Linked DNA regions of Mus musculus: region 2 is linked to region 1. A link is a loop called in an ENCODE intact Hi-C map of the cell type or tissue named here. Cell type or tissue: left cerebral cortex. All regions are shown on one strand. Links, peaks and the distances in the headings refer to the core of each region. The heading gives the core; the rest is flanking DNA.

Evidence for each region. Hi-C counts contacts between places; a loop is a spot of excess contacts. Peaks named below come from ENCODE experiments on the same cell type or tissue, not always from the same donor. Only the 100,000 strongest peaks of a DNase experiment are listed, where the experiment ranks them.
Region 2: it touches region 1 in a loop (3-fold over the local background); 5 of 42 quality-filtered maps call a loop at or near these places.

What each region holds. Positions count from the first base shown.
Region 1 is chr14:67,665,430-67,681,060 of GRCm38, reverse strand. It overlaps Cdca2 (cell division cycle associated 2), which reads left to right. Exons shown (of 15, transcript NM_001110162.1): 14 at 731-899; 15 at 3,039-4,707. The coding sequence ends at 4,201. Among named protein-coding and RNA genes, the nearest start is that of Cdca2, 42 kb to the left of the region's middle. In left cerebral cortex, for the core only: a CTCF peak has its summit at 6,209 (motif pointing right); a DNase peak (open chromatin) is centred at 6,216.
Region 2 is chr14:67,937,730-67,953,360 of GRCm38, reverse strand. It overlaps Gm41188 (a long non-coding RNA gene), which reads right to left and starts at 5,201. Exons shown (of 3, transcript XR_874750.3): 1 at 5,111-5,201; 2 at 1,856-1,994. In left cerebral cortex, for the core only: a CTCF peak has its summit at 6,734 (motif pointing right); a DNase peak (open chromatin) is centred at 6,739.

The DNA.
Region 1 (15,631 bases), core at 3,434-8,433:
GCTATGTCCTAAGCCTGTGTGATCTCGTTATTTTAATCGTGATTAATTCATTTGTTAGTTTCATAAGTTCATCTTTCAATGATTACTTTTCAGTGTTATCTAAGCACCTGTTGTCTCTTCAACAGGGTTAATGAACAGAAAGCAGCCTCCCATAGCACTTCAGTAGGGAATTTATACTTGTTTAATCTTTTTATTTTATTCTTTATGTCCATATAATTGTTTGCCTGTGTATATGACTATTTGTGCCTGGTACCATTGAATCCTGTGGGACTGGGGGTTACAAACAGTTGTGAGCCACTATGTTGGGGGCTAGGAATTGAACTGAGGTAATTGAGAGGAACAGCCAGGGTTCTTAACCACTGAGCCATTTCTTCAGACCCTACATGCTAGATTAATCTTAGAATTATCATACCTGGTTATAAATAATTTCATTAATTAGCTCTATCCAACTGTATAACATCTAATCTGCCATTTTACTTTCGCAAATTCCAGAGAGAGTCCACATGATTGAGTTAGGATTCCTAGATTACCTTTCTGGCATTTGAGCTTAATTTTTTTAAAATAAAATGACTGGTTTCAAGTTTTTCTTTAAAAAAAAAAAAAAAAGCTCAGAAACCTTTAAAGAGTTAATTGTATAAATGATAGAGATAGCTTAGACATAAAAGGGCCTCAATCTATCATGGTGCTACATCATTCTCAAGTTATAATGTCTTAATACATATCTTTTCAGGTTTTAAAAAGTTACAGAAAAAAGAAAAAGGGGAAAAAAGATGTTGAAAAATGCTTTTATGGGCCAAGAGACATTGCATCGAAGAAGCCACTCCTGAGCCCTATTCCTGAGCTGCCTGAAGTCTCTGAAGCGACTCCTCTGGCTGACTGCACGCAGGGGACGAGCTCAGGTGCTGCTCTCGGGCCTCTAGCGCGTTCTCTCGCCGTCCTGTCTGTTTGCACTGCACTCTCTGCCTCTGCCCTTTTCCCATACGCTCTTATAAACAAGACCAAACTTGTTACCAGTAAAGGAAGTTGAAGTCTGGAACCTGTGAGGAGGGACTTAGACTCTTTCAGAATCTGACAAAATTCTCACTTTTATCAGAGAATCCAGACCCCAATTTTCCATGTAATTTTGGGAGAGATTATTTCTGTTCGTCTACTTTTTACTTCCTCGGGCATTTTGTTGTGATGACTTGTGTTACAGAACTGAGTTAGAGGGAGTTGTAAGCTGCCGTGGGGGCTGGAGCACATCATGTAGGAGGAACAAATCCTCTGAGCCACTGAGCCCTCCCCAGCCCCTAGGATGGCTAAGCTGTGAACTGAGTTTTATTGCTCAAACTGGTTTTTTGGTTTTTTTTTTAAAGTACCTCCATGTAGCATGGTGATTTTTGTATGCAGCCATTTTTAAGTAGCTACCTTTGTCTAATGTCCCATGATTTTTGCCTACTTTCTTAAAGACTTCAAGAAGCATGGTATGTATGTCACTATAGACCTGGCTTCCACAGGAGTCTCACAGAGGCAAAGCAAGAGTTTAACAGCTACTCAGAATAACTCATTTCAGGCTCATTTTCCTTTCTTCCTGCCCTCATGTGGGTTGCCTTGGAATGGCATGTCTGCTATTTCTACCTGTTTAATCTGGCCTTGATTCTACTTAAATATTAAAATGTTACTGCCTTCATCGCAGGGAAATACTTCTATCCTGTTTTTTAATCTATAACTACCTTGTCACCCGAAAAGAAGGTTTGAAGAATTTCCAATTTTTTTCCATCTCTTTCTACAACTTTCTCTCCCCAACACCATTTTTTTCCTACTATGCTAGAATATATATAACTGTGTTTGTGTGTACCAAGTTATAAAAGAGCCTAGCTGCTATATTCATTGTAAATCCTGACCTGTATGAATCTGACTCTACATACTATTTACCTGCTCTAATCATAAATGTGTTTTCAGATTGAAACTGATTTTTTTAAAAACTTTAGGCTTAGCTATTTTTTATATGTATCTTTCACCTTTGATTTCATTTAAAACACTTTTTATATTCACTTGATGATGAGCTAATAACATCTTAGATAATAGAGACAGAATCTAACAGCATTGATTTCAAGTCATAAGAACTGAGTTCCTCTGGATCAATGGTTGCTGACCCGTGAATTGCAGCCGTCTTGGGAGTCGAATGACCCTTTCACAGGGGCCACTTCAGACCATCAGAAAACACAGATATTTACATTATGATTCTTAACAGTAGCACAATTCAGTTAAGAAGTAGCAACAAAAATAATTTTATGGTTGGGGGGTGGTCACCAAGCCATGAGGAACTACATTAAAGCATCGTAGCGTTAGGAAGGCTGAAAACCACTGCTGTAGAACATGTTCCTTGTTCATCTCAACCCTTCCTAGTGGTTTTCTCACCTAGGAAGTACATGCACAAAGCTACATGTGATGAATACATGCACCAAGCTACATGTGGTGTTCTTACCCAGAGAACGAAGCTTATTTAGTCAGAAAGGAGGAACAAAGGCTGCTCTTTGAGATTGTGGCCCATGGCTCTGTCTACAGTTATATGGGAATTATTGGAAGACATGACTGCTGTACGACTCAGCTGCTATGTCTTTAAATACTCAAGAATTCTGATTTTTATCACCTTATTACAAGAAGATATTCATAAAAGAATTGGAAAGTTGTGATATCCCTTTTTTTTTCAGGTAAATAGGAACCGTCTCTCACTATTGGACCTCGTGCTCTGGGAAGTACATTAGAGAAAAGGAAACTGCTTAAGACAGCAGTCTCGTTTTCCTAGTCTGAAGTTGTGTGCTGTATTAATTCATGCGTTGAACACTTGTTTTCTTAACCTGTGGGCTGGGCCAGTAAGAGGGACAAAGTGACAGATGAGGACAGGAACCGTGTGATGAGTGTAGGCTGTGTAAGTTCTGAAAGCTGAAAACGACCGTATTATAGCGAGCGCATGTATGTCTATGAAACACTGCTCATTTGACAGGCATTGCACTGTTCCTTTGTAATTGACTCTAAGTGTGCTTATATGCCCGTAGATGATTTCAACAAATGTGGTCAGCTGGAAGAAGTGAACTCGTTTGAAATTCCCACACAACGGAAGAGACGCTTACCACAGAAGGCAGATTCGCCTGAGCTGGACCCAGCTCATCATCAGTCTCAGGTCTCTGACAAGTGCTGCTACCTGTTGCCTCTCACTACTGCTTCTGAGCGAGGGCCAAATGCCAGTACCAGAGACACAGGCAGTGAAGGGAACACCAGAGCGGAGAGTAAGTGTCAAAGTGCAAAGGAGCCAAAACCCGGGACCAAGATGGAAAGCGGTCTTGTGCCTCGGGCTTCTGTGACCCAAGATCACATCGTGTCCAAGAATCCAAAACCTCTGGGCAGCCCTCAGAGCCAGGACCTTTTCAAGGCTGGTCAAAATTTGGAAAATCCTTGTGAGATCCTTATTGTTTCAGAAAGTATGAATCTAAAGTGTGAGAAAGAGAGTGAATGCTTAGCTCCACAGGGGAGTCTGCAGGGCAGCCCTGTCTCTACTGACTCAAAAAGAGACCTTAACTGTTCAGAAGATGTCCTCATTCAAAATATAAAAGAACCCGCAAGCCACAGTGAGAATGTGGGAAGGAAATGTGCAGGGAATGGCAGCCCTGGCAGTGGGAGAGAGAGGAAATGGAGAAGACGCACAGTGTGTTGTGGGGGTCAGAGTTCATACCTGGAACAAAATGGGAACCCTGCGTCTTCCTGCAGTGGGGAAAACTTTGTGGAAATTAGTTTAGAAAGCGTGCAGCTGATTGAAGAGCTGTCTAACACCATAGAGCAAAGCTTTCAGAGAACAAGCAGTAAAACCAAGGTGAGACGCAGCACAAGGCTCCAGAGAGACTTGGAAAATACAGGGCTTGTGTGGCTGTCTCCAAGTCCTTCCACTTTGCAGAAGCCCAGAAGGAGAATGACGATCTGCACCTTAGACAGCAGGGGATTTGAATGTCCATCCTCCAAAGAAGAGACCATATCCTCAGGACAAAACCCAGGGCCGCTGCCCGCTGTCTCGGGCAGTGAGAGCCAGGGTGTTGGTTCTTCTGCGCTACCTAGGAAGAGGAGAAGCCTTTGTGGGTCTACCCTCACAGATGCTAACAGTGCCACCCAGCCACCAGACTGCAAGAGAAAACCCTCGCTCAAGGGAGAAAGCGCTCAGCTGCCCTGAGGGGGCTGGGCCCAGGAGAACAAAGGCAGGAACAGACAATCCCACCTGGCATTGGCTCTTAGGGAAGAGGACCCAGCTTCCTGTAGGCCGCTTCAGTGCATTGCACATTTCTAATAAAAATCATTTGAGTTATGATGACTTTAAGTAGAAATACATTAATTTCTTTCTTCTCCCTCTAAATATATTTGTTTGTCTTTTTGTTTTGCCTTTGTTTTGTTAAAGCATTCCTTTCTAGATCCAGCAATGTGTTTCTGCAGTTTTATTCCTTTTACCATTTACCACTAAAGGCTTTGGCTGTTCTGGAAAAGGACCTTTAGAATGACTTATTCTTTTCTTTGGGTTAAATTGACCAGCTTTGATGACTTCATTGTCTGTCTCAAATCAGAGTTTTCCTTTGCTAATTAAGTGACAATGAGGCCCTGTATTTGAAATTTTAATTCATTGACTGGAACTCTATAGAGAAACTATTGTAAATGAATATGTAATTAAACATAACTGTGCAGTCATCCTTCCAGATTGTTCAAATCGGTCACAGGTAATCTGAGTTTCATTCATTGTTTCCTGTTACGTTTACATTTGAGAAGTAGAAACTTAGAAGTGCTCCAGGAAATGTGTTTACCCACATGAAGCTTGGTGTAGTTGCCGATTTCTTCTAAGCGTCTCCCTGCACTTGAACTTTGTATCCTAATATCTAGTCTATTGCTTGCCTGCTCCCTCAGCGCTAAGCCTTCTACAACCTCCTAGTCTCGGTGGCAGCAATTTAAATATCTAAACCACCAGTAGACCTAGAATCTGCAAATCTTATCATTAAACAATGGCCCCAGAAATCCTTTAAATCATTAGCTGTCCTTCAGCCTGATAGCAGAAACATGTTAACAAATAGAGCTCCCTATAAATAACACACCAGGGAAGAAAGCTCCTGCTGGGCGGCCCATTTCCCCCTCAGAGGTGGAGCTATTTGTTACCGCCTTGGCACCGCCAGGTCTGGAGCCCCTGCCGGGAAGGACTGATGTATTTTACATTAACAGGCAAAGTGAGCCCCAACTTCTTCTGCTCAGGGGCGACTTGTCCAAAACTTTCTTTTATCTCTACAAAATCATTTATGTGCTTTTCTCTCCTGTGTGTGTAGTCACTAAGTCAGGACCACTAAACACACCAAAAAGAGAACGAGTTAACTTGTTTAGAAATGTTTTAGGTTGAGTGAGTTTTAAAAAGGGTGGAGAGTCCCAAACCCAGACTTAGCAGCATGTGTAAAAGGCCTTAGGCTCTCAGGACAGTTTTAGTGTTCACTGATTGCTATTTGCCTCTTTCTCTGTTACGGCTTTGTTAACTCAGCTGCATCTGATGGGCAACAGTTTACAAACTCGATTCTCAAAGTTCTGGCTGATTGTGGTTCAGTTTGTCTAATGTCAACTTGGTACCTACAGTAAAACTGTAAGTCCACTCGACAAATTATGTTCATTCTAAAATGTTTCATTATTAATGAATGGCTTGGCTGATATTTATAGACGTCCCTTAAACCAGTGGTTCTCAACCTTCCTAGTGCTGCAACCCTTTAATACAGTTCCTCATGTTGTGGTCACCCGCCCCCATAACCATACAATTCTTAATGTCTTGTTACTTCATAGCTAATTTTGCTACTGTTGTGAATCATAAATTTTGTTTTCCAATGGTCTTAGGTGACCCCTGTGAAAGGGTTGTTCATCCCCAAAGGGGTTGTGACCCACAGGTTGAGAACCACTGCCTTAGTTTCTTAAAGAATATTAAGGGGCCTAATCTACCATATCTCGCCCGTATCAGATGCTTAGTGTAAAGTTAACTTCTGTGTCTGATCACAGTTGCTACATCCATCCCCTCCCTCATGTCTTTTCATTAATGGTAAACCGAAAATGCTATTTCTTTGCTTTAAATCTTTTTTTTTCTAGAAGTAGCTAACCCTGGATGCTTACCTTAGACTGTCTCTGGTCTTCCTTGATTCTGTCCTTGCAGATATTCTCATTTCTTCCAGAAGATGGCAGTGTGGTTCCTGCAATTTTCCTTCCCTGGGCAAACATGAAGGCCAGGGCTGCTTGTACCTACTGTGGCTTGAACTTCTCTTATATTTTCCCTCAGTTTTTATCAGAAATTGATGAGTATGTGTGGGGAAATCAGAGGACAAATAATTTAAATGAAGTATAAACAACTTTCTGTGTACAGAAACTCAGCTGTCATGCCTCTTCCAGACATCTTGTGCCCATCAAGTGTGGTTTGCCAGTGTTGTCTATACATGCATGCATACACACACACACATGTATTACGTATGTATGGATACATTAGATAGATAGATAGATAGATAGATAGATAGATGTTAATTTGCAGCCTCTACTCCACAGAGTCTCATGACTGTCAGTGTTACTGAGGACAGCCCTGTTGCCCTCAGTCTCTCAGCCTTATGTGGAATTATTGCCTTTGGACAAATGAGGATGTGAGTTGTTTCCTTCTTTTTGGTTCTAGGAGTTGATGACAGAGCTGAAGTGATAGCTAGATTCTCTTCTGTAGATTCTGGAAAGTTCCTCTGACATAGAGCTAGCATCTCAAGTAAACCAGCTTACAAATGCTGACCTTTTGAAAAGAACATACTGTTTGAACTTTGGAAAATGTATATGGTTACACACCACCTTGACGTCAGAGTAATATCATGTCTGACAACCCAACCCTCACCCCTAGCTCTTACAGCTAATGATTTGAATTCAGTTGTACTTTTTGCTTTTTTTAGAATGTCACAGAAAAGGAATCTCAGATGATTGATTGATTGGTCAATCGTTTGTGCCTATGTTTTAAACAGCATAATGCTTTTGAGATTTATCTGTGTTCCATGTTGTAAATGGTTCCTGCTTATTGCTGGATGTCACTTCACTCTGCATATTTAGGTTATAAGATTTGGGGCTTTGTTAAGGATAAAGTTATATACTGTTCAAATGTTTCTTTTTACAAATACACATTCCCGTTCATCATGGAGACTTACTTAGAGCTAGAATCTTGATTTGTGTCTCTCAGTGGCTGGTAACGAACATTTCCCTCTGTTTGCTGTCCTTGTGCCCTTGTCTGTTGGGGTGTCTTACCCAGGATGTTTGTTATTAGTACTGAGTTGAAAGTTTGTTGCATACTTTTTGCATTTTTGCATACAACTCCTTTACTAAGTTTTTTCTTACTAATATTTTCCCCATTCCATGGCTTATTTTTTTGTCTGTTTTCTTGGTATTATCACTTTAAGAAAAGGTTTTCATTTTGTTGAAGTTTGAATTTATTTATTTTTCTTTTCTTCTTTTCTTTAATGATTCATGTCTTTTGTGTCCTAAGGATAGCCAGGCATGGTGTTTCATGTCAGTAATCTCAGCACTGGAGAGGCAGCAATTATTGTGAGTTCAAAGGTAGCCTAGGATATTTAGTGAGTTCTAATCTTTTCCTGTCTGTCTCAAAAGACAAAAAGATAAAAAAAAGACATTTCCCCAGATCAAGAGCACAAAGATTTTTCTAGAAGTTTCATGGTTATATTTCTTGATTCGGTTTTCTATCTACTTGGAGTTCATTTCTGTGTGCCATAGATGCTGGAGTGGCCTTTTGTTTAAGTGGAAATCAGCAGGCACCATTTGTTTAAAAGCTCATCTGTTCATTAAATTGTGTCAATACCTTTGCTGAAATCATGCTCCTGTGTCTGGGCCTTATTCTGTTGGTCAGGATGTTTACCAGTGTCACAGCATCCTGAAGGCTCTTCTCCTTGGGCTGTGAGTTTTATCACTGTTTACTTATGGGGATAGACTAAAAGCTAGCTGAAGCAAAGGGTTAACCAGTCTGGGGGGGGGGGGTGCTTCATCATACCCAGAGTACACTCCCTTTTGGAGACCATGAGTCAGGAGTACAAGCATCCAGAGAAAGGGTGGGAGGCCAGCTTCCCTGGAAGTTTGAGCCCAGTGAAAGTTTACTGGAGTTCATTTGCATCAGGACCTTAGGGCCCTGATCATCGTTTACGATAATTAGCTTTATTTAGACATTGTCTTAAATTAAAGTTCAAAAATAGGTTTGCCTTTTTTTTTAACAAAAGATAAATTTGTTTCATTTATTTTCATAAAGTATTAGAGTTTAGTTTACTATGAAACCTGTCATTCCATGCTTAAAAAGTAACCTTAAGATTTGAAAACTGTTTCTTACTAAACTGGCCAATTTCCCTGCACCGAGTCATTCCAGCGTTCCAGCATTTATTCAGCAACTACTGTGTGTGGGCATTGTTTCTGAAGACTCTGCTCTGTTTTCTCCAAGAGACAAAGTAATGGTGTAGGGCAGGCTTATAAAGGCCTCCCCAGCTCCCTTCTGCCCTCCAGGTGGGACCAGCTTCTGTAGGTCAGGCTGCTCTGCTTCTTCGGAGGATCGGAGGGACCGTCCCTAAGAGGCACATGCTTTACAAACACCCTCTCATTTCTTCTCCTGTAGGCTTTTCTTGTGCATTCCCCCCACCCCTGTTAGGTTTTAACCAGTGAGTACATCTTAGTGAGGCATAAATGTGGAAGACTAGTACAGAATTAAACAATAAAAATATAAAGACACTTCTCTTCTTACACCTTTTAAAATCTGCTGTCACATCTTGGTCTCAGCAAATCCTACTTAAGTCTTAGATCAAGTGAAGTTGTTATTAAACTCAAACAAACACACACACACACACAGAGCAGAATTCTCTCTTAAATTCACTGGAAAATTGCAAGACCTTACATAAAACTGAGCATAGAGTGCCATGACCTAACAATTTCAAATATGTCCAGTATGTCACTTTTGGGCATTCTTTAATCCTTTTCTTTTTTAGTGATTCAGCAATAACCTAATTGTTCAAGCGAGGAGATGAGTAATTATTGTCACTAAATAGACATTTTTTTCTTATGTCTTCAACTGAGGTCAGACCCTAAAGATTATCATCCTAAGAATTTATTACAGAAGTAAGGGATTGGGATTTAAGTCTTTTCTGAAAGTGTCTGTTTTGGTATGTTTAAGCATTATGCTATATATGAAAAGAAAAAAATGAACATAAGAGTCCTAAGGAAAAAACAGTTTGTGTTATATAAGGGCTGGTTGGAACTTTGTCATTAAGATTCCCACTGCCCAGTTGAAAATACCTTCTTTTAGGTCTCTTTACTTTCTCATTTGTCCAGAATGTTTAAATTGAGTGAGTTGTTTGCATTGTGAAGAAAGGATGCTCTGCAGAGCCACAGGCAGCTGGTATTTTAGGTTTAGATAAAGGAAAAAATCTGATTTCCAAAAGCTGAGATTTTGCTCTCTGGGATCTCAAGGAAGCTCTTAGACTTGTTTGTTATTTTCTCATTTTTTTTTGGCCTTAGTCACCTTTAAATTTTCCTGCTTTATGATATTTCTGCTTTGAGAGAGGCACTATCATCTCCAACCACACTGCATCTCCAGTTTTCTGATACCTTGAGTGTGTGGTGGTAAACAGAATTAAATGTCATTTCCTTCACTGAAGGCGCCTTGGGTGTTTACAAAACTGTTCTTTCAAATGTCTGCTTCAAGTATTGAAATAATTTTTTCAGTATGAAATTGACATCAGGCAGTTGAAATTTCCTAGCAGGAACTGAGAGAGTGGTTTTCTTTTCAGAAGGTAAGTTGTATGATTTTCTACCTGACATTTGAACAGATACAGCATGCCTATTTTTCGTTGTTCGTGCCAGTATTGTCTTTTCTTGTTTTAAACTTAAAAACTGAGAATGAAGATTTTAAGAATATTCCCCAACTCAAACCTGAAAAACCTGGTGTTAGTCTTGGGTGGTTTCCAGTGACCCTCTGCCTCCTTCTTCCTGCCCCCTGTGTCGATTTGGAACTGGGCAGCCATTTTTGTTTTTGGAAGGGAAAGGAGACAGATATAATGAATGGCTTTTATTGTGCAATATTTCAAACTCTCTTGAATGCATTCGAATGGGATGGAAACCGTTCTGCCCTGTGTCATAGCCAAAACAAACACAACAGATTCCCTAAACCTGGACGAGTGTTTCTCTCAAACTGGCAACAGAGTTCAGCTCCCAGGACAAGAATTTGGTTTGACAATTTTTAGCCCTTGTTCAACTAAATATTAGGAGAGGTCACAGCCAAAGCAAATACCATGGAGGAAACTTAATGCACATATTTACAGCTTACAGGTAACTCTTTTTTTTTTTCTTAAAATGTTAGAGATTTGTCTTAAAAAATTGCATTTGTAGTGGTACTTTTAACTAGACAACTTTTGCTAATATTTTTAAGAATGAACTGCCTGATAATACTAACTCCCAATGTAAATAATTCCAGAGAGGTCCCAAAAGAGTGATAAATGCTTGAATTTAAGTATTTAAACATTTAGAGACCACTAAGAATCTGAGAATTCTAAGGCCATCAAACCTAGCAAATATGCACTAGAGGTCCCTTGACGTAGCTTTCTATGCCCGCCTCCCCCCCACCGAAGAATCCCCTCTAAGAAGCATCAATGGCTCCTTTATGAGGCAACCTCCAGCCCTGTGTACTGACTCCAGTCACCCCCACTTGCCATTAAGTACCCCTTTGCCTCCGCAGGGAAAAGGTATTGTACATAGTCGATAATTCATTTTGTAATATGCCATTATGCTTCATGACCCTGACAAAGTACGTTTATTATTAATCACAGTAATAACTTGGGATTTATGGTTACTTAGCATCCACAGGTTCTCAGTTTGTGTCTTAACCAAGACGTAGTGGAAACAAATTTGTATGCCAGGCAGTCTGTCGGGCAAGGACTTCAAGCCACCTTTCAGATGCTCCCTTGGAACTGAAAACTCGGATTCCAAGTATTTTGCATAGTACTATCAACGTTTGTGTGAATGGGGAAGAAGGCAACCTCTGATCATCAGCTGCTAACTACAGATGAGTCTCTGCCTGCATCTTGCAGCCTAGCAATGCACTTCCATGCAAAGCAGCAGCTCCCTGAGAACTGCCAGTCCAGCTGCATTCCTGCAGAGGAGCCCAACTGGTATCTTTCAGAGAGACAAAATCTGTAACTTTGGTGTTTAGGTTTTCTGTGCTCAGACAAATGTGATTGCAAGATTCAAAAGGGTGGTGAAAGAACCCCCCAAAATGCCCAGAGTGAAACATTTATATTCCAACTTTAAAACGTCCCTTTAAAAAGTTCTTAGTATCCTTGAGTGACATGGGGCTAATTGGTTTGTTTATCCAAACTCTTGTTATTTAATCTTCTGAGAGCTGTAGGGTTCCTTTTTAATCTAAGTAAACTATTTGGGGATTTTAAAACAATTGACCTCTAGTCAAATTAGAACCATTTAAATCAATCCCACTGTCATCTTTCCCCTCATAAATAACCCTTTAAAATCTTTTCATGTTGTTTTGCAGCCCACACTATACTAAAACATAACAGGACATCATCTAAGAAACTGTCCTGTGTTACCCAAAGTATACAATGAGATGGGACAACTGAGGCAGTAACAGGCCAGAAAGCTTGGGAACCATTGGAGCTGGCTGGCTTCACTACCTTCAGCTACTGCCTGCACCTAGCATGTAGGAGGATCATAAGGAAGTTGGGATCTTAGAACACTGTGGACATTTAATTATTGGCCTTTGAGTCTATAGCTACAGCTGAGTGCCCTGAGTGTCTCAAAAACGATCCAAAAGTATATCTGTTGTCATTAACTAGATGGTGAATGATTTGACACTCTAATGGAATGTTTTGGAGGGTGGGCTCTCAACAGGATCCAGAAGGAGCCCTGCTTATATTAGAGCCAAGTAGGAGTGAGTAGCTGTCTCAGCGTTTCAAGCTCCCGTGTGGCCCCAATGCAGCGGCCCTTCGGTAAGTGTCCTGGTGGATAATGTTCTCCTCTATTCCTCCAAGAAAAAAAAAACTATCCTAGGCATCTACGGGCACTCGGACAGGAGGGTGGTGTCCCTGTCACATGCCCCTGCCTGACCCTTTCCTACTCTGCTTTTCACCAGCGACAAACTGGGGCCCCAGGGCCAAAAGCTGTAACAATATTAAGATGTTTTCTTCAACCTTGTCCCCAGAAAGATACTCTGTTTCCAAAAGATTGTTCTCCCCTGGGCATTACATCATGAATTGATTCAGTTCTTGGAGGAAGAAATTGGACAAAATATAATAGATTACCTCTTGGGGAACATTCTGAGAGGTGGTTAGCTATTCCCACGAGGAAGCTAAGAAACTCCTTATATATTACTATGCAGTCCATTTAACCTTTTCCCTTCATGCCGCTGTGCAGGGAGCTCCCTCATCCCTACCCCTGCATCAGTAAAGAGTCTTGTTTGAGTGGGTAAAGGTTGTTTTTTCCCCCTTTTATAGAATACAAGTATTTTCTGTATTTGCTGTTACTCTTGCTCAGGTGCCAGAGAATATCAGCAGACCCTAGGACAGGTCAGCCTGCAGCAGCTACTAAAATGCCCTTCTCCTATATAAACTTGGTCTCCAAGTGTGCACTAAAGGAGCAAAGGGAACAAACAAAGAAGGTAGGGGTGGATGCTTAATATATTTAATTTCCTTCTTGGGGAGCCCTGGAGTATTGTGCCCAACAGAAAAGAATGAACATTCACGCATCTGAAAGTATCAAGTCCCATGACCTTGGTAGCAAGGGTGACTTGTAGGCAGTCTCCATGATTGAGGAAGAGGATTGAGTTTGCTCATTCTTGGGAACTGGATCTCAGTGTGATGTCAGTTAATGATGAAACAGTGCAGTAAAAAAATGTGGGAGATCTCTTTTTCTTCCAAGTTCCCAAGGCTGCAGAGATGGTGGCCTGAAACGAAGACTGTATTGAAGAGCTGAGGAACCTGAGGGCCTCTCAGACCAGAAAGCCTTTCATCACCAAGTACCCAGCTGGCGACTGGAAGCTCAACAGTGTCCAGAGCCCACTTAGCAGATTGTTGGGCTATGAAGGACCTGGCCAGCTCCGTTGGAAGTGTCTGTGAAAGCCGGGTGGGGCGTTGCTTTCCTGAGCATGTCAGCAAATCTCAATTGTCTGTCTCATAAATCTCTAGTCAGATTAGCACAGCCTCCCCAGAGCTCTGCTCCATATCCCTTTATCCCAATACAATCCTTCCGTGGCTCCAGCTAGTCCCTGACTCAGCCTAGAGGGCCCAGCTCCATTTCTGAGCTGTGCACCTGAATGATGGGTGAATATCAATGGGAGGGGACTCCTAGTATTTTTGCAACTGGATATATAATCACTTCAAAATAAAAATGGTTTCAAGAGAGGAAAGTGCTTAAAACAGCGGTCACAGTTTGTAAGTCTCAGTGATGTCACCAGCAACATGGGAATGTTAATGATACTTTGTGGTTGCTGAGCTGGGCATGCAGCTCTGTGATAGAGTGTCTTTCCTAGCATCTAGGAGGTCCTGGGTATGGACCTAGCACTGCAAAAGAGTATATAAAAATAATAAAAACCACACAGATGCCTGTCTTGTCTTTGTCAGCCCACACTGTGTTACAGGTGGCCACTTCCTTTGGACAGAGAGTTAGTAGAAGGCTGTTCTGCTGCTCTTTGTCTACAGTGCTGTCAGGGTAGCTGGCGTTTCCCCCATGTGCCTTCATTGTTTGTGGTTGTGTCATTGTCCCCATGTTACAGGTCAGGCAGCTGAGACCTTTAGAGGCCATGGGACCTGCTCACGGATCACAGAGTTCATCTGGATAAAGGCTGGATTAGGAGTGCACCTGCCTCTCCAGCCTGTTTTCCTTCGATGCAAAAGGTGACACCTGAGGAAGGTTAGGTGTGGGAATGGTGGGAGAGAGGAAACATGTGAGTAGATGGGCACTTTGCGGTATGCCGGACTTGCCGGTGTGAACAAGAGTGTCCATTGAAGAGTTTCCATCGCCAGGACTCCTAGGATTTGATTTGCCTCTGCTTCATTGAAGGAGGAGAGAGGATTGTCTGCATCTCAGCCCCATCCTACCATGACCCAAGGCAGTTGCTAATCTCATTAGTATGTACTGCCGACCACTGCACAGCTGCTCCTCGCTTAAGAGTTTCTTCATCAAATTCCCTGGAGGTTATATGTGTATTCTGGTATTGAGTACCAGCTCTGGCTAAACTATTATTCCCTCCTCTTTTTGAAACATGGTCTTACTATGTAGTCTAGGCTGGCCTTGAACTCATAATCCATCTTCAGCCTCCAGGGTGCTGACATCCAGTAATGTGCCCTTGTGCTCCGTTCCTTTCTTCAGTCTATTGAGAACTCTTAGCCTCGAGATTCTTCCCCAGCCAAGGAAATGGTAACACCTGAATCTCTTTGCTATCCTAAGTGTGTCCACCTGCAGTTTGGCAGGAGACGTCGTCGTGTGTGTGTGTTAGTCAAGGACAGAAAAGCTAGGAGGTACTTGCCAGAGATTGGCAGAAGAACAGAGTTGCCGTCAGGAGCCCTCCCTGTCCTCAGAGTCATTAAGCTGAGCAGTCACCCCTACATCCTGTCGGGCAGGATCCCCAAGCCCAGGAAGCGATCTGTGAGCTATGGGCCACTGTTGCCATTTCTGTTGGGAGGTCCAGGTGTAACTGGTGCTGGCATAGTTCTGTCCTGAGGGCTTAGGGCAGCAAGAGCCAAAAGAAATGTTTGCTAAGTAATAATTGCCAAGAAGTGAGTGCAACAGGATTTGAGTTGGCATATCTGCCTTGAGTTGAGAGGCATATTAAAGGGAAGGGGGTCTCTCCAGCTCCTTGCTCTGGGTGCTAGCTTGCTACCAGGAAACTCTGAGAGAGCTAGAGACTTCTAGAAGAAATTAGCCTCTCAAATTTGAGAGAAAGCCACTCCTTTCTCTGACAGCTTCTTGAAAGACACTTAGAGATTTATCTTCTTAAAAATTTAGGGGGATGAGAGATGTTTCAGCTGGTGACGCACCTAGCGCAAAAGTATAAGAACCTGAATTTAGATCATGTAAACTGGGCACTGGTACATGTCCCTAACCCAACCCCAGTGCTAAGGGACAGACAGAAAGATCCCAACCCCCGTGGCCATCCAATTTAGCCAAATTGGCCAGATCAAGGTTCAGTAAGAGAGCATATCAAATAATAATAATACATGATGATGGTGATGATGGTGATGTGGAGATAATAGAGGCACCTAATGCTGACTTCTGGCCTTCACACAAACACATACACCATACTCTTCCACAAGCAAATGTGTACAGTATTCTCCTGTGCAGCATAGGGGAATGCCAGTTAAAAAGTTTTAGGATGTATTATTTCGTTCTTGCAATTTGGAAGACTGTAAACAACCCAGCAATTGTATATAACTGGAATGGTGGAGATGAGAAAAGAACCAGGTCCTGCTCTTCCAGTTGTGTCGTTTAAATATGAGCAGACAGCCAGTGAGCCGGGGTCACTCGCCCTAGGTTGCACAGCTTCTAAGGGCACAGGCAACCAAAGTCTCCTGATCGGAGG
Region 2 (15,631 bases), core at 3,981-8,980, 270 kb before region 1:
ACATTTCCACCATTTTTTTTCTTTTGTTTTGAAACAGGGTCTCACTGTGTAGGCCAGACTAGCCTGAAGCTCACAGAGAGCTACCTGCCTCTACCTTCCAACTGCTGGAGTTAAAGGCATCTGCCACCAATCGTTGGCTTCATAAATTGCTTTTTGTTATGTGTTTTATCACTGCAATGAAAAAGTAACTAATACATCAGCCTAGATGTCCATCGACAGATGAATGGATAAAGCAAATGTATGCTCAATGGTATTTTATTCAGCCACAGAGAAAAGTGCAATGCTGACATTTGCAGAAAATAGATGGAACTGGGAATTATTATGTTAAGCAAAATAAGCCAGGCTCAGAAAGATAAACACCATGAATTTTCCTTCATATGCATACTCTGAGGGGGCTGGGGAAGAGAGAGCGAAAACAAGAGTCAATGAGCAAGAGGAAGACAGAGAAAAATGCATGTGTGTGCCTGTGAACGTACATGCATGCATGTGTGTGCATGTGTGTGTGTGAATGTGTGACTGTGTGCATATGTGTGTGTGTTTGTGTGTGTGTGTGTGTGTGTAAGTCATAAAACTAGAAAGGGGACCATGAGAGGCGAAAAAGAGATCTTAAGGTAGAGGGAGAGAGAAAAGAAGGTAATAGGATGACACAATCCATGTGACATGACAGCAGAAGATATGTCCCTGAGGAAAGGAGGGGTCAGTAAGAGGGAGCAGGGAGACAGGAGAGGACAGTGGGAAGGGGCAGCAATAAGAACAAAGTATGTACGTATAACAATGTCATGATGAAACTAACTTCTTCATACTCAAATTTAACCACTGGGTAACATAAACGTCTTGGATGAAAAGGAATGGAGATGAAGAAAGTTTCGGTAACCCCTCTAATGCTCTGTTCTGATTACCATCTCTGGCTTTGTGAGCTTGTGCAAGTAACATAACTTCTCTGTCTTTCACTGTCTGTAAGCCAGAGGTAAGAAGGCAGTGCCTACAGCTGTACTGAATGCTTGTGTCTAATACCCAGTGAACTGTGCTGCACACAGTAAGCACTTAGTGTGCCAGCAATTATGGGAGGGTGGGAATCTCAGCTTGACTTCACTTACACAATGTCCCCAATTTTTAGGGGGGGGGAAGCACTGGTCTTTAAATCATGTTGTATTTTTCAAATTAGAACAGAAACACATCTACATAATAATAAATGTGTATAAGAAAATAATTTTCATAGTATCCCTTAAAAATTATTTTTATACCATATACAAACTCAGAACAGGGTAGAACAAAATGCTGAATGTCTGACCCTGACCTCATTTTAGAGGGAGAGTAGATTCCTCTGTCAGTCACTCTCCTGTTGCTAGGACAACACATCTGCGCAAACAATTTAAAGGAAATACAGGTTTATTTTGGCTCTCTGTCTTAGAGCTACCCGCCACGGTCAGCTGGTTCCACTGCGTTGGGCTGTGAAGAGGTGGACCATGATGGCAGCAAGAGGGTGTGACAAAGGAGGCTCTCCTAGTGGCAGCTAAGCAGACAGTCAGAAGGGGGCAGGTAACAAGATACACCCAGTAAAGTCACACCCACAGTGGCCTATTTCCTCCATCCTGGCCCTACCCCATAACAGCCCACTCAGTATGAATTAACTTAAGGAATGTTCCTCCATTGACGTTAGCAGTCTCGCAACACAGTCACCTGTCTAGCTCTGAAGGCCACACCTTCTGCATTGGAACACTCCGGGGAAAGACTTTCTATCCGAATCACAATGTTCCTTCTAGCAAACGTCCTAAATAATACAGCTTGCACAGTTAATGGGAGCAACAGGACAGTGACCCTGAAGCAAGCAGGCAGAGCAACCTAATGTTCTTACCTGGGAATCCAGCAGCCCCACTTCTGGGCTTACTCAAACTGGCAACCAGACCCTCAGTGAAGTGCCTGCGCTCTCAAGTTCCTGTCAGTGGCAGCGTTATTCACAGCAGCCAGGATGTGGGCACAGCCGCCATGACCTCCTGTAGATGAACGCATTAAAACAAAACTAAAAAAACAAACACATGGTGGGCATATGCAATAGAGTATCATGAAGGAAATTTTGTCATTTGTAACAGTGTAACAGACCTAGAAGACACTTTGTTGACTAAAATCAGTCAACCACTGGAGGACAAACATTTTCAAGCTTTTTTTTCTTTCATTTTTAGAAAGTAACTAAAACTGTCAATCAGGGCTGGTGAGATGACTCAGCGGATAAGAGCACTGACTGCTCTTCCAGAGGTCCTGAGTTCAAATCCTAGCAACCACACAGTGGCTCACAAACACCCGTAATGAGATCTGATGCCCTCTTCTGGTGCGTCAGAAGACAGCTACAGTGTATTTATGTATAATAATAAATAAATCTTTGGGCCGGAGCAAGTGAGGTTGACCAGAGAGAACAGAGGTCCTAAAAACAAAAACAAAAACAAAAAATCAATTTCCAACAACCACATGATGCCTCACAACCATCTGTACAGCTACAGTGTACTCATCTACATAAAATAAATAAATAAATAAAACTATCAACCTTATAAAAGAGAGGGGACTGATGGTTGCTAGGGAATGGAGGCGGGGAAAGGATGGGAGCTAGTGCCCCTGATTTCTGACTTTCTATATCTTGGGTCCCATCTCCTAGTTTTCACCACATCCTAGCAATGCCATCTGAATATAAAGGTATCAGTGGCTTAATGCATCGATTAAGTCAAAGTCCTCAGGGCCCGATCACTTCCACAAAGCCTATCAGCAGGCAGTGAAGGGCCTGTTCCATAAGTCCACGAAGAGCATCTCTCCATCAGACCGGCACCTTCATGCTCTGGCCAGTGTGCTATGGGAAACATTGCATACCAGGGCACTCCAGACACTAGTCACTAGTTAGCTGTGGTTGTACTAACTGTATGCCTGGTTTTGGCTGAGGACATAGCTTCAGGCTTACACTTTCTATTCTCAAAGTCAGTCGTGGGCACATAAAAAGCTGCAGACAACGAGACAGGAAAAATAGCCCTGAACATTTTTTTATTTTATTTTTGAGAGATTCAATTTTGCACCGAGTATTCTATATTTAGCCAAACTCTCCACTGACTTTAAAGTAAGTGAAGGGCCAGAAATGCATTCTTCATTACTTAACTGCTGAAAAAAATTACTTATGGCGTTATTCTAGAATAATAGAAAAGGACTCTAGGAAAAACATACCCATAACATGAAGACTTTAAAAGTCTTCAAAACAACAAGAAAGGGGGGTGGGGTGGGGCTTGAAGGGATGGCTCAGAAGTCCTGAGTTCAATTCCCAGCAACCACATGGTGACTCACAGGCCATCTGTAATGGGATCTGATGCCCTCTTCTGGAATTCAGGTATACAGGCAGATAGAGCACTCATATACATAAAACTAAATTTAAGAGAAAAAGAAAAAAAATCGGACTTCATTCAAGTTATGTTTTGAATGAAAAATAAGACTGCATCTTCGAGGCCTAATAGTGATTCCATTCTAACCATCATACTGAAACTTCCACTTATCTCAGAATCAATCTACAGATCTGGGTTCTCAACCTGTGGGACCCCTTGTCTGTTGAACAACCTTTTTACAGACATCATCTAAGACCATAGGAGAACACAGATATTTACATTGTGATTCATAACAATAGCACAATTGCAGTTATGAAGTAGCAACGAACGTAATTTTATGGTTAGGGGTTATGGTGGTTTGAATAGGTTTGGTCCCCATAGATTCATGTGTGTGACTCCTTGGCCATAGGGAGTGGCATTATTAGGAGGAGTGGCTTTATTGGTGGAGTTGAGCCTTTGAAGGCTCCAATGCTCAGACTCTGCCCAATACCAGGTAGAGTCTCTTCCTGGCTGCCTTCAGATCAAGTTGTACTTAGCAACTCCAGCACCATGTCTGCCTGCCCGTTGCCATGCTTCCTGCCATGATGACAATGGACTAAGCCTCTGACACTGTAAGCCAGCCCCAGTTAAATGTTTCCCTTTGTAAGAGTTGCCATGGTCATGGTATCTCTTCACAGAAATAAACTCCTAACTAGGAAAGGGGTCACCACGGATGAAGGAAGTGTCTCAGAGTTAGGAAGGTTGAGAACTGTTGCTGTAGACAACGCGCACACAGTTTTGTGGTAGTTACAGAAAATTGGTTCTTAACAATATCAAGTTAACAATACCTCTGACCAAAAACTAGGTACACAGAAATGCTTCCACAGAGGAAAAGTGTAGAGAGCACAGACAGACATGGCAACTGTCAGGGGCGCTAGGGTTATAAGTGTGGGAATTGGGGGCTCACCAACTGTCCTGGCGCTGGAGTTACAGGTGCATGCTACCGTGGTCAGCTTTCAGGTGCCTTCTAGAGACCTGAACTTGGGTCGTCTCACTTTAACCACTGAGCCATCTTCCCAGCCCCAGTTTTGGTTTTTAGGCAGAACTGGAATAAACCTGGCAGGGGAGCTGCACCTCTGAACACATGACCTGGACAGTATACACAAACTTCATGCAAGCTCAAGCAGACTAAATCCCATCATGGAGAAGTGAGGTATGCACAACCCCTAGAAGAGAAGACGCTGGCAGTCAGTAGCTGCCGGAAATGGAGAGTCAGTTTTCTTGAAGCATATACCCTAATTGGGTTGATCAAACTCTAATGGAAGGCACACATCCAGGAATATATGTGCAGGGCAAACCGGATTGATGGGTGGGGAAGGGGGAAAAAAAAAGAGGACACAAAATAAAAGATGGTAGATGGTGTGTGTGTGTGTGTGTGTGTGTGAATATAAACACATTACGAGACGTTCTAAAAGAACTAATAAAAGGTAAGGATTTAAAGGGGTGTGGACATTTTGGGGAAAAAAAAGGCAGTAATCAGAGTGGCTGAGATGGCTCAGTAGGTAAACGTGCTTGTTACCAAAGCCTGAGTTCCATCCTCAGAGCCAGTGTGGAGGAGAGAACAGACTCCAGCAAGCTGTCTCTGACCTCCCGTGCTGGCACAGGGGTATGCATGCCCCCGCCCCCACCAAGCAAGTCACGTAATAAAGCGGTGTGTGTGTGTGTGTGTGTGTTTCTTTTTTAATCAATTAAGGAAAAAACTACACACTAGTGCTAACCTCTGTATTATTCACCGCAGCAGAGGAGAGGGAGCAACTCAAATGTCCGTCAACAGATGAGTAGACACACAGAATATGGTCTTCCTGTCCAGGGGCATATTCTGCAAATGTAATAAGGAAAAAACATATCATCTCATGGTAAAACATTGATGGGTCTCAAGAACGTTTTGTTAAGCCACGTGCATGGTTCTGGTGCCACTGAGAGCTTCCTGTCCCCGGGTAGGTGGGCCTTCTGTCTCATTTCAACTTGCTTACAAAAAATGGAACTCCAGCCAGTCAGTGATGGCACACGCCTTTAATCCCAGCACTTGGGAGGCAGAGACAGGAGGATTTCTGAGTTTGAGGCCAGCCTGGTCTACAGAGTAAGTTCCAGGACAGCCAGGGCTACACAGAGAAACCCTGTCTCAAAAAAAAAAAAAAAAAAAAAAAAAAAAAAAAAAAAATGGAACTCAGCAGCTAAGTGTGTCAACTGTTCACAAAAGGGTTAAATCACCTTGCTTCCAAGGTCACATGGAGTGAGAGGAAGAGGGACAGAGGGACTGAAGATTGCCCAGAATGGCCTGCCACAGGCAGCATCTTTTTGTACCAAAAATACAGGGTAGATCGGAGTCATTTCTGGTTTTGACTTGTTTGCTCTCAGAGATTTTTCTGAGACCAGCACATACTGTCCTGGAGCCCTGACCCCTTGCCTCTAATTGCCTGGACTCCTCCAGGTGACCAGCTGCCTGGACGGCTCAGCAGATATCCCGAGGCTGCAGTAACTGGCTTCTGGCTGCACTTCCCAGACCTTACTGCCCCTGGCTGTTCGGATCTGCTGCCCTGATGATCTTTCCAGTTTGTTCTCTCTGTCATTCCCACCATTTCTTTAATTTCTCAGCTGCTTCATGCCCTCGGTTTTGTTTTGTTTTTCAAAGCTTGACAGGAAATAGCATTATATTTAGCAATACACCTTGGGTTTCCTCAGAGCAGTGGTTCTCAACCTGTGGTTGGTGACCCCTTAGCAAACCTCTAACTCCAAAATAAAAAAAAATTTTTTTTGCTTTCTTTATTTTTTATTTTTATTTATTTAATATTTTTTATTTATTTACTTATTTATTTTGACTTTTCGAGACAGGGTTTCTCTGTATAGCTCTGGCTGTCCTGGCGCTCACTCTGTAGACTAGGCTGGCTCAAACTCAGAAATCTGCCTGCCTCTGCCTCCCAAGTGCTGGGATTAAAGGCATGTGCCACCACTGCCCAGCTCCAAAAATATTTATATGATGATTTATAGCAGTAGCAAAGTTACAGTTATGAAGTAGCAATGAAAATAATCTTATGGTTGTGGGTCGCCACAATATGACAACTGTATTAAAGAGTTGCATTCGGAGTGTTGAGAACTGTTGCCTTAGAACATAGTACTAGGAGCTGTTGGCATCTGCGTTCTGTCACTAACACAAGTTTGATAGAAAACCCTGTACACGAAGGCAGGTCCAATAAGCCCTTCTTGTTCTCCCTGGTCATAAAGAGGATGACAGGGAAGATCTGATCCACACAGCCTCCCTATCTGAGTCCATTTACCCACTCCCTTCCCAACAACCCTTCTACATTCACTGCAACAGATTAGATCCGCTGTTGGATAACTGCGATTCATAATTCCAACAGCAGGTGGCACTAGCACCATATCTATCTAGTCTACATTGCGCTTGCCCCCCCCCCTTTTTTTTTAAATAATGACTCCTCCAAATAACATTTCTTTTCCAAGAATAGCAACATTGCCTCCTTGATCTGCTCATTTTTGCCATTCCTCCATAACACAGTACACTAATCCTTCATAATTCCACAAGCTATTTTCAGTAATATATAGTGAATTATTGGTATTCAAAAACCACGGGCACAAATTGCTATGGACTGATTTCCTGAAATTTACAGATCTGTTTTGAAGCTTGGCCCTCTTCCTGTAACATGATCCTTAAATTTGATGGTCTTTTTCTACTCTGTGCCAGGGAGACAAGCATATTCCACATCTGTGGTCTTCTGTAACCCTTAGATAGGTCATGCCATGTCCTTCTTGGATACTACAGGACATATGTTTAGTAGAAAGCTCATAATGCTGAGTGAGATCACCCTCCTGTTGCTTGATGGACAGGTTCCTGGGTCATTTAGCAATGATGGTATATATTTTCAAGTTAGATTTTTTTTCATGCTTTCACAAGTATCGTCCTGTGTTTCATTTCCTATGCTCTTGCCTCTGCAACTAGCGACGGCCCCTTCTCCACCCTGCCGTGGAAGCTACAGGTGACCTCTGACAATGAAGGTCCCTCTTACTCTGGGGCTGAGCACCCACTCATCAGATGCTCACTGAGAGTCAATGCTAGGAAAACTCTGCAAAATTTATTGTGCAACTACTATGGCCTCACTTGTGAAGAGACTTCTGTGGTTTGTACCAAAAAGACAATGCCGACAGAGATCACAATAGCACCTCTGCGGGGGGGGGGGGGGGGGGGCAGGGCTGTCAGCTCACTCTGCGTGGGGAGGTGAAGGCTGAAGGCTGAGGCCCTGTAAATGCTTTAGATGGCAGTCATGGCATCCACTTTACTGGAAGAGTTCAAAATGTCACCTCACATTACTGCAAGGCTCCTTCCTCTCAGGGAAGTCCCCATTGACAAGCAAAAGACAGCCCTCTGGCTCCGTCTGTTTAGACTCTTCTGGAACAAATCGAGTAATAGCCTTTGGCCGTCAGATTCTCTCAGCACTTGTTTGTGAACATTTTGGGGGAAGAGGAACCGAATTTGCAGAAATTGAAAGATCATGCATTTCAACGTAGTAGTAGATTTTATGAAGGGGCTGGTGCGTGAGCATGCACACCTCTGTGTGTGTGTGTGTGTGTGTGTGTGTGTGTGTGTGTGTGTGTGTGTGTGTATCTGTGTGTGTGTGTGTGTGTATCTGTGTGTGTATCTGTGTATGTGCATGCATGCTTGTTGGTACCCATGGGAGGGAGTGTGTTCAAATGTTTTTGTCTGGTTTTGCTCATGGAACAAATTACTACAGACTTAGTATTTTATAAGGAAAAGAAGCTTATTGTTCATGGCTCTGTCAAGAAGTCCAAGTGTACAAGGTCAGTCCCTGGCAAGGAAAGCCATGGCATGTCGTGAGGCGAAGGGAAGAAATCCAGCAAAGACCCAAAGAGAGTTAAACTCTTATCATTTCAAGAAAGTGAACATATTTGAACATCCAATAATATTGAAGCAGTCTTAAATGCAGAGCTTCCGTGAGCTGACCACCTCAATGCTGTAACCATGGCCATTAAATTTTCACTTGCATTTGGAAGGGACTGCCAAGCCATGACTTTCATGTGGTTTTGCTTCCTTCAAAAATGTTGACTCGGTCACGTCTGTCATCAGCAAGTAAGGGCAACCTGCGCTAGCCTCATTCATGCAATTCCTGTCTCTGCCTTTTCATTAGATATAGCTTCTTGGAAGCTGCTCTAGCTTCAGGGGGTCCCCTTACCCCAATCCCTTTCTCTCTCAGCTTTTATTTGGGAGGTGACTGAGACAGGGTCTCTTAGATATAGCCTGGCCTCAAATTTACCGTATACCCAAGGATCTTTTAAAAATTTTTTTGGTTTTTTGAGACAGGGTTTCCCTGTATAGCCCTGGCTGACATGGAACTCACTCTGTAGACAAGGCTGGCCTCGAACTCAGAAATTCACCTGCCTCTGCCCACCAAGTGCTAGGATTAAAGGCATGCGCCACCACTGCCCAGCTTTAAAATTTATTTAATTAACTTTTTTCGTTAGTTGTCCAAGATAGGTTTTCTCTGGGTAGCTCCGGCTACCCACACCTTAGACCAGGCTGGTCTGAACTCAGAGAGTATCCTGTCTTTGCCTCCCCAGTCCTGATATTAAAAGTGTGTACCACCCCTCACCTGGCTCTACCTAAGGATCTTTTAATGCTTTTCTAATGTAACCATAGCTGATTTCAAACTTATGATCCTCCTGCCTCAATATCCCAGTTACTGGAATTACAGATATGTACTGTCATCGATTATTAATACGTGGCCATGATAGCCATTTTGTTGTTTGTTTGTTTGTTTGTTTGTTTGTTTTGGTCACAATGACAGTGTGCCTGAAAGAAATCATTTCAAGGGAGGAAAGATGTATTCTAGTTCACAGTTCCCCGTCCAGCTGGATCCTTTGCTCCTAGCCTGTGGGGTGGCAGATTATTATGGTATAGAACAAACAAGCTCACTCGTGGCTGAGAGTAAATAGAGACAGACAGATACAGGGCAGGGGGCAACAGGCCTTTGTCAAGAATGCCAGTGGTCACCTTCTTCCTTCAAGCAGCCCCCGCCCCTATATTTACTGTTGTCACCGTGAGAGTGTGAATCTATGAAGTGACTGGTCCTGTGAGGTTAAAAAGACGTCACAGGAAGAAGAGAGAAGAAACCAGTTTCCCACAATCCTTTTAAAAAGCAGGACCCCCAGCCCCTTGCCATCCCAGCCCCCTACTGGCTTGTCCTCCATCTTAAAGGTACCAACACCTCCCAACAGCACTGAGCTGAGGACTAAGCCCTTAGCCCCTGGGCCTTGTAAATGGCTTTTACCCATCTCTTAGCTGATCCTTGGCCTTGTCTCTATTGACCTTCTGATAAGATATTCTGTTGACAGATTTCTTGCCATTCTATTAGAATCAAATTCAATAATTCATTCACTACTGCTTCTTCTACACACTGCCTGGTGGAATTCATTAGTATTTTATTCTGGATCTTGGCTAGAGTGGTATTTCTGATCTGTATACATATAGAGATATACATTTCTGGTTTTACGCCATGTGCTTTAACAAGTTTTACTGCTAGGCTGTTGGGAACAGAAGGTTGTGAAGGGCTGGTTATGATTAGACAACATGGGGCTGAGATACATCTCTTGTATGAGTTAGTTAAAATATGGCTGACACTGGACATAGGGCAGGGGGGCTGTGAGTCAACACTGGATGTCTGGGGAACCCCAGATGTAAACAGTGATGTAATCCCTTATATAGCCATTTCTGGCAGAATGTCACTTTGTGTGTGTGTGTGTGTGTGTGTGTGTTTGTGGTGTGTGTGTGTGTTTACTGTATAAATACAGCCTTGAGGTCCAACGCTAAGACTTGAAACTTTGCGTTCAACAGCCTGTGTCTGTCTGCCTGTCTGCCTGTCTGCCTGTCTGCCTGTCTGCCTGTCTGTCTGTGTGTCTATAGGCCTGTGTGCCTAGCCTCTTTTCTGTATGGATATATACCCGTGTTCGCCTGATACCTGCAGTGACTGTCTGAATTAGTGGCTTTCACCCAGAGTGAATAAAGTATGTCCTATCATTGTACAGTTCCTCTGATTCTCAGCCTTCCAGCCTTCTGTGACCCTCCTTTCCTGGACCTCAAATAGGGTTAAGGTAGTTTCAAAGGATAAATTAGATTTTCCACCTTTTTCTATGGACAGTGTGATGCTTTGAATGAGAAGTGGCCCCCATAGGCTAGGGTACTTGAATACTTGCTTCTGAGTTGGTGGTAAAGATTTAGGTTGTGGGGCCTTGGAGGAGAAAGTGCATCACTGGGGTCAGGGGTAGGTTATTTAGCCTCACCTTACTATCCTCCTACACTTCTCTCTCTCCCTCCCGCCTCATCTCTCCCTCTCTCTCCCTCCTTCCCTCCCTTCCACCCTCTATTCTTCCCTCCCCTATCTCTGCTTCAAGCTTTTGCTTCAGATGTGATTTCTCAACTTCCTCCTCCTGCCATCATGCCTGCCCCATGCCTCCTGCCATGCCTCCCGCCATGCACACCACCATGATGTACTCTTATCCTTTGGGAACTCCAAACTAAATTAAACCCTTCCTTCCTTAAGTTGCTTTTAGTCATGTTGTTTTTATTATTCAACAGAAAAATAAATGATACAGAGAGTAAATGTTGTATTTAACTGACTTATTTATCAAGTAGTCAAAGGTATTTGCTGTTCCAATTAGTCATATTTTTTACAAGTAATATTTTTACTCCTGTTACTTCTTTGCTGTTTAGTTAACTCGAGCTTGGGTTTTCTTTTCTTTTCTTTCTTTCCTTTTCTCATTTTTTTTAATTTACATTTCCCAGGGAAATGTTTTACATTATGATTCTTCACAATTTATTTTATAAGACTTGTACATGACTATACTCAGTCTTATATACTATGGTTTCTCTACAACTGTGGTTCTATATTTTCCTTTTATTCTTTATTTTTCTCTCCTCCTCCTCCTCCTCCTTCCGAGGGAACATCTCCATGTAGCCCTAACAGTCCTGGAACTCACAGAGATCCTTCTGCCTCTTTCTCCCAATTGTCAGGATTAAAGGTGTGTGGGCACCACGCCCAGCCTTTTCCTTTTCATTCTTGAGTAAATTCCCTAAGCCGTTCTTCCTGATAGTACACTTCTACTTAAAACAGTTTATAGAAGATTGAGTTAACTACTTGGCTCTTTGAATTCTCCTGCTGTTCTCATCTGGGTACAGAGTTCCTTCCATTTGAATTTGTATGCCATCTTGAAGACTTCTAGCCTTTGCACCAAGGCAAAGAATTACAAGAGCAATTTGCAAACACACAGACTGAGATTCTGGGAGGACTTTTTGGCAAATCACAGGAAAAATAAAAACCACCTCCCAGGGTTTGCCTGGCACTTGAGTGTGCCAAGACCATTTTAACAAAGGGACACTATAACAAATAGACCACTTCTAAGTCGGGTTGGCATCCAGGAAGAACTGAGGTGGGCTAATTTTCCTCCTCAGGGGCTCTCTGCAAATGTGGCATGCACTGTTTAAGGGAACAAACCCTGAGGTGTAGTATTATGGGAGGGAGGGGCCTGTTTAAATAAGAACACCATGCCACAATAAGATGACTAAGAAACCACATAAGTAATGAACTCCAGGAATCCGCCTGCCAGAACTGCCCTGCTGAGTAAGGCAACTGTTGCAAAGCACTTAAAGACAGTTGGTTATCTTGAAAGGAAAGGGTTCCGGAGTCCAGGAGCCTTGCCCAAATATGAACAAGGCACTTGGCTGAAGCTACGTCTTGAGACTGGACTAGGCGGAGGACAGTTCCTAGCACTGCCAGCATCCTACCCTAGATCTAGTTTACACTATTCAAGGGTTTTGCAAGCACATGGTTTCAAAGAGCACCTTCCAAGATACAGGAATTGAAACTCTTGCCATGGAAATTAACAGCTCCTAAGGCTCTGAGTCACTTTTATTGTGTCTGTAACAATTCTACCCTGTCTGCCCTTTCTCCCCAAAGGGTACACACACACACACACACACACACACACACAACACACACATACACACACACACACCACACATACACACACACACACACACACACACACACACACACACACACACACCACATATACCACACACATACACATCACACACATACACGTACACACACACACCACATACACACACACACACACACACACACACACACACACACACACCCCACATACACCACACACACACACTAGCATTCAAAACCATGAATCTTAGGGATAAAGAGCAGGTAGGGGTAACAAGTAGCTGTTGCAGGCTAGTTGACCATGAACTTGCCTGTTCTGCCTTCTAAGCCCCTTCGGATATTTCTGGAAGACCCTAAGCTATTCCTCTAAGGACTGACAAAGCAACCTGGCTATTCAATCTTCTGCCTAGCCTTCACCAGGTGAAATCTCCACACCCATCTGGTCCTTCTAGTCTAGTCATGGGTATTGTAACATTTCCTTCTAGTTCCTGTCTCTCATGGTGGTGGTAGTGGTGGAGTCATCCACTGAGATGCCCCTGTTCCCTCTGGAGGAGTCTGCTATGGCTACTAAAGCACTCTTGTGTGTTCCACTGTCTCATAGAGAGTTGGTTTTTGGTTGTCATCATCGTCACCATTGTCTTAGTTAGGGTTTTACTGCTGTGAACAGACACCATGACCAAGGCAACTCTTATAAGGACAACATTTAATTAGGGCTGGCTTTCAGGTTCAGAGGTTCAGTCCATTGTCATCAAGGTGGGAACATGGCAGCATCCAGGCAGGCAGGAGGCAGGAGGAGCTGAGAGTTCTACATCTTCATCTGGAGGCTGCTAGGAGAATACTGACTTCTAGGCAGCTAGGAGGAGAGTCTTAAGTCCATGCCCACAGTGACACACCTACTCCAACAGGGCCTCACTTGCTAATAGTGCCACACTCCCTGGGCTGAGCATATTCAAACCATCACAGTCAAGTCTTTTGCCTTCATTCAGAATAGACTTCAAAGAGGCTAGGTCAGAAGTTAATAAAAACAAAGAACCTGGATTCTCACTGCTCTTAGACACCCCACAGTCTCTGGCTTCTCAACCCCACCACCACACCTTCTCCGTCTCTCTCATTGAGAAAAGGTTTTATTACAGAGGTCAGCCTACCCTGGAATGTACCATTCTCCTACCTCCACCTCCAGAGCTCTGGGATTACGTATTCATAACCCTCTCCAGAGCCTTGTGATTTCTAAGTCAACCTTTACTACTTAGGGCTCTTTTCTCCCAGTGACTTTTCTCCCAGACCCTCATGCATATACTTCCAGTGAGAAAGTTTTTCCTTTGTTACCCTACTCCTAGATGTGCCCCAGCCATCCCACCTACCTAAGGGTGGTGGGGATCCTGTTTTTTTTATTTTTGTTTTTTAAGGGCCCAAGGGCCAAGTCAGCTTATCTGTTGCTTTTATATAGCCAGGAGTTATAACTGTTTTTCACTTTCCTAAATTACTGGTAAATAAAATCCAAAGAAGGCTATTTCATGCCTATGAAGATTATGTGAGATTCGGATACAAATAAGGTTTTATTGAACAGAATCGTAGTCATTCATTTACACACTGACTGTGGCGGCTTTCCTGTCTCAGCGCAGAGTCAAATAATTGCAACTAAGTCTTTATTTTGGTCAACAAAGGTGTATACACACACACACACACACACACACACACACACACACACACACACACATACACACACACACACACATACACACACATACACACACACACACACACACACACACACACACACACACATACACACACACACACACACACACACACACACACACACACACACACCTTTCCAGAAAAAAGGCCAGTGATCTTCAGTTTCCAGCAGGGCTCTGGGCTTGTATTTACTTCTGTCTGACACTAATTGACTGTGCAGGCAATTTTGTGCATCTTCTAAACCACCATTTCCACATTTGTTAGGTGAAGAGAATAAGCGTTACATCCGGGGTTCTCGACCTGTGAATCATGACTCCCACAGGGGTCACATATCAGATATCTACATTACAATTCATAACAGTAGCAAAATTACAGTTATGAAGTAGCAACAAAATTTTATGGTTGGAGGCCACCACAACATCAGGAACTATATTAAAGGGTCACATTATGAAGGTTGGGATCCATTGAGTTACTGCATTTATTGTGTCGGTAACAATTCTACCTCATCTGTCTTGAAGGAATGCATGGGTAGTAAAGAAACCAGGTATAAGTGGCCACACATGTTCCTTACTCTATAATGGCGAGTGTCTTCAAAACTGTTCTCATACTAAATGAAATTTCTAGATTAAGATTTTGTTTTCATGCCAGATAGGAAGAACTGCTGAATGTGACAGTCATGGAGACAATATCGTCCAAGTGTCACCGGGATCAAGAGCTGGTGAACTTCACTCCTACTACAGATATAGGTCAAGTGTAAGGGGACGATTTCCAGCTTTTTGCTCACAGCCCACGAGATTTCCATATTACCTCCTAACTTTCATCCTTATCTCATTTGAACAGTTTTACTAAGTTTGTTTTAAAAGGTTTATTTGTTATTTCATGTTATGTGCGTGCCGGCATCCATTTATGTGCCCCACATGCACACAGGAACCCACAGAGGTCAGAAGAAGATGCCAGATGCCCTGGAACTGGAGTTACATGTGTTTGTGAGCTGCCTTGCATGGCTGAAACAGAACCCGGGGCCTCTGCAAACGCTAAGTGCTCTTGACCATGGAGCTATCTCTCTAGCTCCTATTTTTTGTGTCTTGAGACTGGGTTTCATGTATCCTAGGCTGGTCTTGAACTCTTGATCCTCTTATTTCCATCTTCTGAGTGCTTGGGTTACAGGTGTGTATGACCCTGCCAAGCTTTATGAAGATATTTTTAATGTACATACACGGACTTTTCAAAAACCATATATACTATTTACAACTATATAAATGTAGTTCTTTTTAAATTGAAGAGCTCTCATCTGCCTCACACGACTGGGAACGTGTTACAGTTTCAACACACTGATGATTAATTTAAAATTCTGTGTCTGTGTTTGTGAGTGCTGGTGTGTGTGTGTGTGTGTGTGTGTGTGTGTGTGTGTGTGTGTGTATCACATGCGCATGAGGCCTGCAAGCTTCAGGGCAAACCTCCTGTCTCTACCTCCTTATAGAGATCTCCTATAGAGTCCCTGGGGTTACAGCACACCATGGCGCCACGTCCAGCTGTCCAGCCGCTGAGCAAACGAAC